2 separate regions of the Mus musculus genome follow, and region 2 is linked to region 1. Evidence: chromatin loops called from intact Hi-C (ENCODE). Cell type or tissue: heart. All regions are shown on one strand. Links, peaks and the distances in the headings refer to the core of each region. The heading gives the core; the rest is flanking DNA. Region 1 has its middle 6.8 kb from the start of Gm24867. Region 2 overlaps Tcte2 (t-complex-associated testis expressed 2).

The links. Hi-C counts contacts between places; a loop is a spot of excess contacts. Peaks named below come from ENCODE experiments on the same cell type or tissue, not always from the same donor. Only the 100,000 strongest peaks of a DNase experiment are listed, where the experiment ranks them.
Region 2: a loop joins it to region 1, with 1.9 times the contacts of the local background. A loop is called at or near these places in 16 of 42 quality-filtered maps.

What each region holds. Positions count from the first base shown.
Region 1 is chr17:13,680,025-13,684,408 of GRCm38, forward strand. No RefSeq gene overlaps it. Among named protein-coding and RNA genes, the nearest start is that of Gm24867, 6.8 kb to the left of the region's middle. In heart, for the core only: CTCF peaks have their summits at 1,820 (motif pointing right) and 3,881; DNase peaks (open chromatin) are centred at 2,787 and 3,817; H3K4me3 peaks cover 2,304 bases; H3K27ac peaks cover 3,128 bases.
Region 2 is chr17:13,739,214-13,743,597 of GRCm38, forward strand. The region is part of intron 1 of Tcte2 (t-complex-associated testis expressed 2); the gene reads right to left. Among named protein-coding and RNA genes, the nearest start is that of Afdn, 19 kb to the right of the region's middle. In heart, for the core only: no CTCF peak of the experiment used is centred there; a DNase peak (open chromatin) is centred at 1,758; H3K27ac peaks cover 3,153 bases.

The DNA of each region.
Region 1 (4,384 bases), core at 96-4,095:
TGGGGCTGGCATGTTCTTCCTTCCCAGTCACTGGAGCATAGTCCTCCATGCCTCTCAAGGAACAAAGAGCCCCCGAAGTGCAGAGCTCACCTGGGCTCATCACTGGGTTGCAGACGGACGGTCCGTTTCAGCTGCTCTTTCAGCCTCAGTAGTGCCTGATCTGGTGGTATACAGCCACAGCCAAACAGACAAAGCAAGATCATGTGCCTCTCAGAGTCATCCCTTAACCCCAGAGAAAGGCTACTAGGAGACCGTCCGTAGGCTGGAGAAGAGCCCACAAAGCTATCTCTCCGCTCTTAGCCTCCTTTCACCTTACCCAAGGTCACACTCGTCCCTGAACCATGTGAAAGACCAGGCATGGCCACACATGCACCTGTAAAGACAGCCCTGTGGAAGGCGGAGACAGGAGAGTCCCTGGGGCTTGCAGGCTACTCCCTCACTTCTGTGTTCAGTCAGAGAATCAGACAGAAAGTGATAGAGCCAGACACTTGATAGCCTCTTTGTGTGTGTGATGCACCCACCCACATACATACAAAAGGAGATGTCTGAAACAAGGGAGACAAGTAGTATCGTTAAGAAAACTTTACTAGAGAGACACACATGGGGTGTGACTCATCTCATGCTGCTGTGATCTGTGTAGACAGAGGGCCGCACACAAATGGCACTCCTTGCCAGAAGGGGTCTCTGGACCAAACACAGTCAGGCTCTGGAAATTATGGAAGCTTTTGGTTTTTCTGATCCCCCCTCCCCCATTCCCTATTGTTTGGGGCTTTCGTTTTTAGCTTGTACTTCCTTCACAGACATGAGGAAAAGCAATAGCGTTTTAACGTAAAGTTGTCTTTAAATGAGTTTTTAAATTGCTATTGTTCCTTGTAATAAAGCTACCTCTCCAATACTGGCCTCTTTATCTACTCAGTCCCCATTTTCAGAGTTATTACACAATTAACACAATTCTTCTCTCCTTTCCTCCTCTCCCTCCCCTATCCACCCCACCCCCCAAAGTATGGACTATGGAAGACACTTTGGCAAAGGAGTCTTTTCGTTTTGGTTTCTCTCTCCAAGGCACTTGTCTATGAATCATTCTTACTATGGCAGCAAACACTGATGAAACCATTTAAGTAGCTTCTCTGCAACCTTTGTGACCTGCACACCACATCCAGGACTTTGAAAGTCATGTGCTTAAATGAACGACACCAGAGAGCTCACTGGAGGCTTCAGCTGAGATGGAGGCTCTGGGAACACTGGCAGCCCATGCCTCAGCAGGCAGTGTTGCTGGCATCGGTCCCCAAATGGCTGGCTTTGTCCCCCTCTCTACAAATCCATCTGCTTCGAGAGAAGCATCTGCTCCAAGCAGCAGCCCTGAAGCCTCACCCATCAGGCGGGGCGGGGGCTCCATCTCTATTTCTAGCAGAAAAAGCCTTTGACTTTTCTTCTATCCTGAGAAATGAGCTAGCCATTGAGGCCAGAAAATTCTTTTTTAAATTTATTTTTAGCCGGGCAGTGGTGGCGCATGCCTTTAATCCCAGCACTCGGGAGACAGAGGCAGGCAGATTTCTGAGTTCGAGGCCAGCCTGGTCTACAAAGTGAGTTCCCGGACAGCCAGGGTTACACAGAGAAACCCTGTCTCAAAAAACCAAAAAAAAAAAAAAATTTTTAATTTCACACACACACACACACACACACACACACACACACACACACGAGAGAGAGAGAGAGAGAGAGAGAGAGAGAGAGAGAGAACGAGAGAGCAGTGCATATGGGGTAGGCGTATATGCACATGGGTATGCAGGTACCCTTGGAGTCCATAAGAGGGCGCTGGAGTTACAGGCAGTGGTGAACTGCCGGATAGGGTTGCTTAGAACTGTACTGGGGCTAAGCTGTATCTCCAGGTCCCAGACTGTTTAAACGGCTCAGTCAGCAAAGCCCTTGCCTCACCAGCTTGAAAGCCTGACTTTGGACCCCCAACACCTCTGTAAACATTTGGGTTCTGCACTGCATGTCTGCAAATCCAGTGCTGGGAAGGGAGAGTCAGGATTCCCAGAGCTTGCTGCCCTTCAGTCCTAGCAGCTTAATTAGTAAGCCCAAGGCTCAATGTTAGCACTGACTTTAAAAATCAGGTGGAGAGCATGAGGGGGAAAGACATATGGCCCCTGCAGTGATATGCAGAATTACTGTGTACACATGAACATATACGTGCACACATACACTACAATAGAACAATTTGTTCTTAGTCAGGTTTGAGCCTAAATGCCTGCATGTTTCTCCCATCTCCTAACTCTGACAGGTGGGTCAAGCTCTCTACAGGTTGTCAGGGCCCAGAGCCTTCTCAGGATCCTTGGTCTACATCAGCCTGTGACTGTGCCCATCTCAGGTAACTCTGGGAGAAAGCGACTCTCTCACAAGTCTCAGCTGCCAGGCAACCATGATTTAATCTGAGGCTGACCACAAAACCACAAGAGAATTGAGATGTGGGAAGATGAGGAGGCTGCCTGGGTCATGTGGCCAAATACGCTCGTTGAGATCTGCACACACTGTCCTCTCCGGTAAATGGCTTGCTGTTCAGCCCCAACAGTCCCCAAGCCACTCCAGAGAATAAGTCACCTTGGGGCAGAAGGCGGGTGAAACACACCTTCAGACTCTGCACATTCCATGGCCTATGAGCCACCAGCCAGATACTCCCTGATGTCTGCCAGGAATGTCTCCAGTGCCTCCAGGCAGGGATGTGGAAAGAGGCCCCTGGCAAAGCCACAGGGCAGAGGAAGGAGGAAGCTTATGAACTGAAGGGAGCAGGCGTGAGCATGTGGAAGTGAGTGGAGAGGTCTGCTGGAGAACCCGTAGGGTTATATGAGTATTAGCAAGAGCTTGACATGCCTTGCGGAAAACCCAGCACTGTGGCTGAGACAGTCACTCCCCATCCTGTCCCCACACTCAGCGCCCACAGCAACCAGAATCCTCTGCTGCTCTGAGGCTAAAGAAGCCTGCTGGGACCTGGCCTAAGATAGCCACACTCAGGAGTCTGTGTGCCCTGCATGCAGGAGTGTTGCCTGAACACAAGTCCTTTCTGTCCCGCCCTTGGTACAAGGGCTCCCAGGAGAGTCTAAGCCCCTCACCCCCGCTTCCAGACTGCCCTCCTCCCCACTCTCTCTACCTTACCTTGGATCACAGTCCAGCCCATACTCTGTCCTTGAGATATGTTGGGTTCCAAACACAGCTACTGGGCTCTGCACTTTACCCCGAATCTCTAAGTCCTAGCCCTGAAAGACTGTGGAGGCTCTGAACCCTGGTGCCATCTCCTTCCCCACACAGCCAGCTCAGCCCCCGGGTCTTTCCTGTACCTCAGAGGCTAAAGAACCTCCAGTAGGTCTCCCTGTGGCTCTCTCTCTCTCTCTCTTTTTTTTTTCCTTCTCCAACTGAAGACAGAGGAGGATGTAAGAATCTGCCTCAATGCTAACCGGGGACCACCTCGCTCCACCGACAAAAGCAGTTTTGTTCAGAGTTTTATCTGTTCCCCCTGGGATCTTTTTTCTAGGTTGCAGGGGTGGATCTGATTGGTCTCACCACAATGGTGAGAACATCAGACACCAGACACTATGGGGATTGGTTAATTATGGCAGGCCAGCCCACCCCAGGGTGGGGCTGCCTAGACTGCTTACAAGTTGTCTCCTTTCAGGGCCTCTGCCCTGGGAGGGGGAAGAGTTCGAGCCAATCCTCTGACCGCAGAGGGTCAAATCCCTTGACTGGGAGCTGGGTCCACCTCAAAGGCTGGCGCAACCAAGGACCCCACCCTGTATCTGCTTAGAAGTGAAGGCAGGGTCAGACTAAAGCTCCCACTGGGGCAGCCTGGGGAAGAACAGACCGCCTACCCAAGCAGCCCGCCAGGTGCCTTTGTTAAGAGTTGATTCATCCGGAGGGCTGGCCACGCCCGCCCTGGGCTTCCTTTTTCCTGGAGCGTGAGGTGATCCACTTCCTCTTTAGTTTAAAGCCGGCCTGAGTCAGAGTTTCTGCCTCTCTAGCTGGGAGCACCGCCCATTTCCTCCTATTCAGCACAGACCTAAAACCACACAGTCCAGTGTGATGCAGCCAGACCGAGCCTAGGATCAGCAACCTTGCAGGCCAGAGGGCCACATCTTGAAGGGACAGAGCACCAGAGGGCATCTTAAAGTTCTGATCGGAATATTCTGCTTGCAGATCATTGGTGCAGGGAAATGCTGTGTTTTAGGCCTGTTGCATTTTGAGTCTGTGATTATGTGCCTCCCTAACACTGAGATTAGGGGGTTGAAAAAAGGGGTATCTCAAAATACACCCCGTCTACCCTTCAAATAGCCTATCCAGATAGGCCAAAAAGTAAAGTCAAAACTTTAACGTTTAGAAAAAACACACTCAC
Region 2 (4,384 bases), core at 223-4,222, 59 kb after region 1:
TATGCTGATCCTCCAAAAAGTTACAGTGATGCAAAGGTAGGGACCCTCCAAGCACCTGAGTTAGTGTGAACTCAGACACATGGGGTTGGAATATAAGCCCAATTTCAAAGGCTTTGTTACATGGAGAATGTAAAATACTTTACTGGTAATTTTTGCATCACACATATGCTAGACTACAGTATTTTCTATACATGGAGCAAAATGTAGTATATAATGAGAATAATTTTGATCTGTTTCTTTTTATTGCTGCAAGGTAGCTAAAGGGAGGTTTAAATTGCGCAAGTGGTTGTGTTATATTCCTGTTGGACAATGCTAGTTTTTACCACTTCAAAATATCTGGTGGTTTCTATAAGCTGTGGGGTAACAATCAAAATGTAATCTTTTGTAGGTAGTCATTACATTTCTTTCAACGATTTCAATGCCAATGTGTATTCTATAAGAGAATGGCTTCCTAATTAAGTCGGTTTAGAAGCAGATACTGGTGTTACGCATTTTTTATAAAAAATAAATTTTACATAGTGAAATAAAAAAAAATCTGGTGGTTTCATTTGGTTTTTTTGTATTGTTTCAAGACAAGATTTCTTGGTACAGCCTTGGCTGTTCTAGAACTGCACAGCAGGCTGGCCTCGAACTCAGAGACCCACCTGCCTCTGCTTCTGAGTGCTGGCATTAAAGTTTTGCCTACCACACCCTGGTCCTCCATTGGGTTTCTTTGACTTAGTGTGCTGCTAAAATAAAAACAACTTTTCTGAAGCTTATAAATGTTTTTTTTTTTTTAAATGGAGTTATACCCATTGTTCTTTTCCCTTTGGTTATAAAAACAAGAGGCTGGGGACTGGCTTCAATGGCTTCTGAGGTCCTCTGAGCGGCACTAGCACCGTTCTGTGACTTGGTGAAAAAGATCCCAGGATATTCCTAGAGGACGCAGTCTAACTGGAGACTCATGTGGTAGAAGCATCCTCACTGGGACCTGCTCCCAACCTGCTCAGGTGGGGCTTGGGTTTCAGAGGTGGGAGGTGTGGGCCTGTCTCCCCTGTATTTGCAGACTTGAGCTGGTCACTCAAGTGCTTTGTCACTGACTTTCCCATTGTATGATAGAAGAGCCCTTCACCAAAGACATCAAAGGCTCAGGATAAAGGCGGCTAGAAGCACAAATAACACTCCGTGCTATCTTTGTGGGCTGTGAAATAAGGCCTCCTCTCGACAGAGAGCAATGGGAGAACATGGTTCAAAACTGGATAAAAATTATTAATTCAATTAAGAAAGACAGACAGGTGTCTGACAGTAAATGAAATTTTCACAGGGTGTGATTTTTTTTCTCCTAAAACCCCATATTTATCTCAAAACAAAACTATCAGATGCCCAACCTAGTACTTAGGCTGTGAATGCCGCCCTCTGTGACAACGCTGTCTTGCTGGCTGTGTGTGCTGTGGACTGTAATTATTTAATGTCTGCCCTTCACTTATATAAATGGGCCAGCGTGTAAACCTGTTTATGAGGGGTGTGGCTCAAGTTAATAACGAGGCTTTAAAAAAAAAATGTTTGGAATAAATCCCATCAGCTTCCACCACTCTCGGTGAGTCAGGATGCAGTAGCGACAGCAGGCAAGTTTCTTGATTTTCATGCCCCTGTTCTACAACAGCAACAGCTTAGGGCTCATGCCGTTCACCCTTAGGATTAGTGCCACAGGCCAGGAAGCAAGAGGAAGGGAGGTAGTTGCCTCCCCTGGAATTCTTAAAGCCCAAACAGGAAGTGCATTTGCCAGAAAGCACAGGAAGTGAAACCCACCACACAGAGAGCAGACTGGGGCAGGCTGAAGACACTTCTGAGGGAGGAAGCTTATCTCAGCTTGTTGACCCAGGGTCCCTGCAATGTCTCATTTCTCCTCAGGCCTATCAATACACAGAGGAAAACCAAAGGGGGGAAAATACCATTAAGATTGGGTAGGAAACAGCCATAGTACTTAGTAACATGTCAATCCAAGTTAAAAGCTCTGCTGGTCCCCTTCCCAGCCCCTTCTCCAGCCTATGCCTTCATCAACATTCCTGACTTCTGTTTTCTCCATTCCACACCGCTCCTTCTTCCTTCTCTGTTGTGCTTCTCCACAGAGAAGCCACAGTTTCCTTCTTTCCTACCCACTTCCTAGTGGTTGTCAGGGCTAAAATGTGACATCGCCCCCCCCCCACCTCTACACCCCACCCCGGCCAGGTCTCTGAAGAGAAAAGCAATCTTGCAAGACCAACCTCAGGGAGAGATGTCCCTACTGAAGCTCCTTGTAGCCTCCCAGTGGATGAGCCCAGAGAATGCCAATGTTTCGGTCTTCCAAAGTCTCTACACCTGGAAATCTCCTTCCAAAACCAGTCCTTTTATATACTTACTCTTAAATTTCTGTGACTCTTGGTCACCCCCTTGCTTGAATTTTCTTTCTCCCACCTGCTTGTCACACGCTGGCAATCCCTCAAGGCCATCTGCAGCTTTCCCTCAGCGACATGCATAGTAGATAAGGCTATGTATACACAACTGGTCCTGGAGGAAGTTGTGGCACCATTCACACGACTGCCAGCTCTAGTTCACCTCCGTGCTGTCCCCTGAAGGTAGCCTCCCATTGTATTGGGCATGATGGTGGACGGGATTAGAAGGACAGCCAGAAATGGGAAGAATAAAGATGTCGGAAATGTTCTAAAGATACCAATAAAGTGGCCTGTGGGGGAGGGATCGGAGCAGGCAGGGATGTGGAGTCCTCTAGAAGGCCTATGGAGATATGTATGTCCTTATCACACCAAAAAGTACATTTAAAGGACTGGGGTACTTGTGGGTCTTTATCTGGGGGTTGGTTCTAAGATGGAAGCATAGGAGGGATTCTTAGAGTAGACCATCTTGGTGGCTACAGTCTTCTGCAACTCAATGCCTGTTGGACATTCTCCCGCAGAGCTCCAGAAACAAGTCACCCCAATATCCCAAAGGGCTGCTTTGGTCCCCCTCAGCTTCCACAATATCCAAATTCTATGCTTTTTATCCTGTGTTTTGCTCTATTTACCATCCATAGCCACCTCTGGGGGACCCACTGCCAGGGACCCATACCCTTGGCTGAACCTGAAGGCTGGGACCTATAGCCTCCAGGGGACCAGGAGTGCCTGCCCTTCTTGCTCTTTCTTCGCTGTCTGCTGTCACCCTCTCTTCTCCATCTCTGATTGGTAAACAAGTTTAAGCTAAGGGTCCCAGGAAGACAAATTACCCTTTAAGGGGTTAACTGGAGGGAGCCCTATGGAGGGATTGTTTACACAGGTGTGGGCAAGATTAAGGGAACTCAGAAGGGTGAAGAATGTCACCTGACCCCTTCACATGGGATCTCCATAGCAGGCAGCTAGCTCTGAAGGCATACAAGTGACAGTTGGTGATTCCTGAGCACTGGAGGAACTGGGGGAAATGAGGAAGGACTGTGAAGGGGCACCAGCTCTCTTTGTTTAGTTTAAGATGTTCTAAAACTGATCGTTGTGATGGCTGTTTAACTCCCCATGTTTCAGAAACCACCCACTATCAGGCTTTGTGAATGAAATGTCAGTGAAGCAAATAGACTGGCGAAAAGAAAAAAGAAAAAAAAAGAAAAAAGAAAGAGAGAAAAAGAAAAAAGGAAAAAGAAAAAAGGAAAAAGAAAAAAGAAAAGAAAAGGAAAGAAAGAAAGAAGAAAGCAAAGAGCTGCTGGCTAGCTGTAGGTTTTACCATGTGTTTTCCAGGATCAGGGAGGAGCCAGAGGTATGGAGCCTACAGCCCAGTAGGCTCTGAGAGTCACCTAACAAGGCTGAAACCAGGAAGGAATCCAGCTACTGCCTGATCTGGTACAGTGAGGGACAAGCAGAAGGCAGGCCTTGGTTTTCCCAAGCTGCCTTTTACCCTGTGCTTCCTGCTGCTCAGACCCAATAGAGCAGACCCCAGCCTGCTGGGCACCGGGCAGGTGCATCAGGACAGAGGACAACCAGAAAGCCTTGCTGGAATTACTGGAATTGACAGTCTTCCTCCTTCCTTTGTCCTCAGAACTTGCCTAAGCCTCAGTGGGCTCCTCCCCAGCTCCTGCCCTGTAAAGCTTCCGAATGCAGCTTGTTTAGTACAGTGCCCCTAGATTCAAGCTCCCTGGAGACCCAGGGCTACAGGGCCCCCACTTGCCTCTTGAACAGCTCTCTGACCTTTGCAGGTCCTCGGTGTATCTTGTTAGTAAGAAAAATCCATGTCCCCATGGTGCTTATCATCTGGGAGGATAAGGAGGAGGGAGGTGGGTAGTGGGTGGCAGCATGCATCGAGTGCCTGCTTCTTACTTGGCTTCCACAAGCACAGAAGTCACTGCCTCTTCCCTCTGCCACACTCCAGGCATCATTTGCACGATCCACAG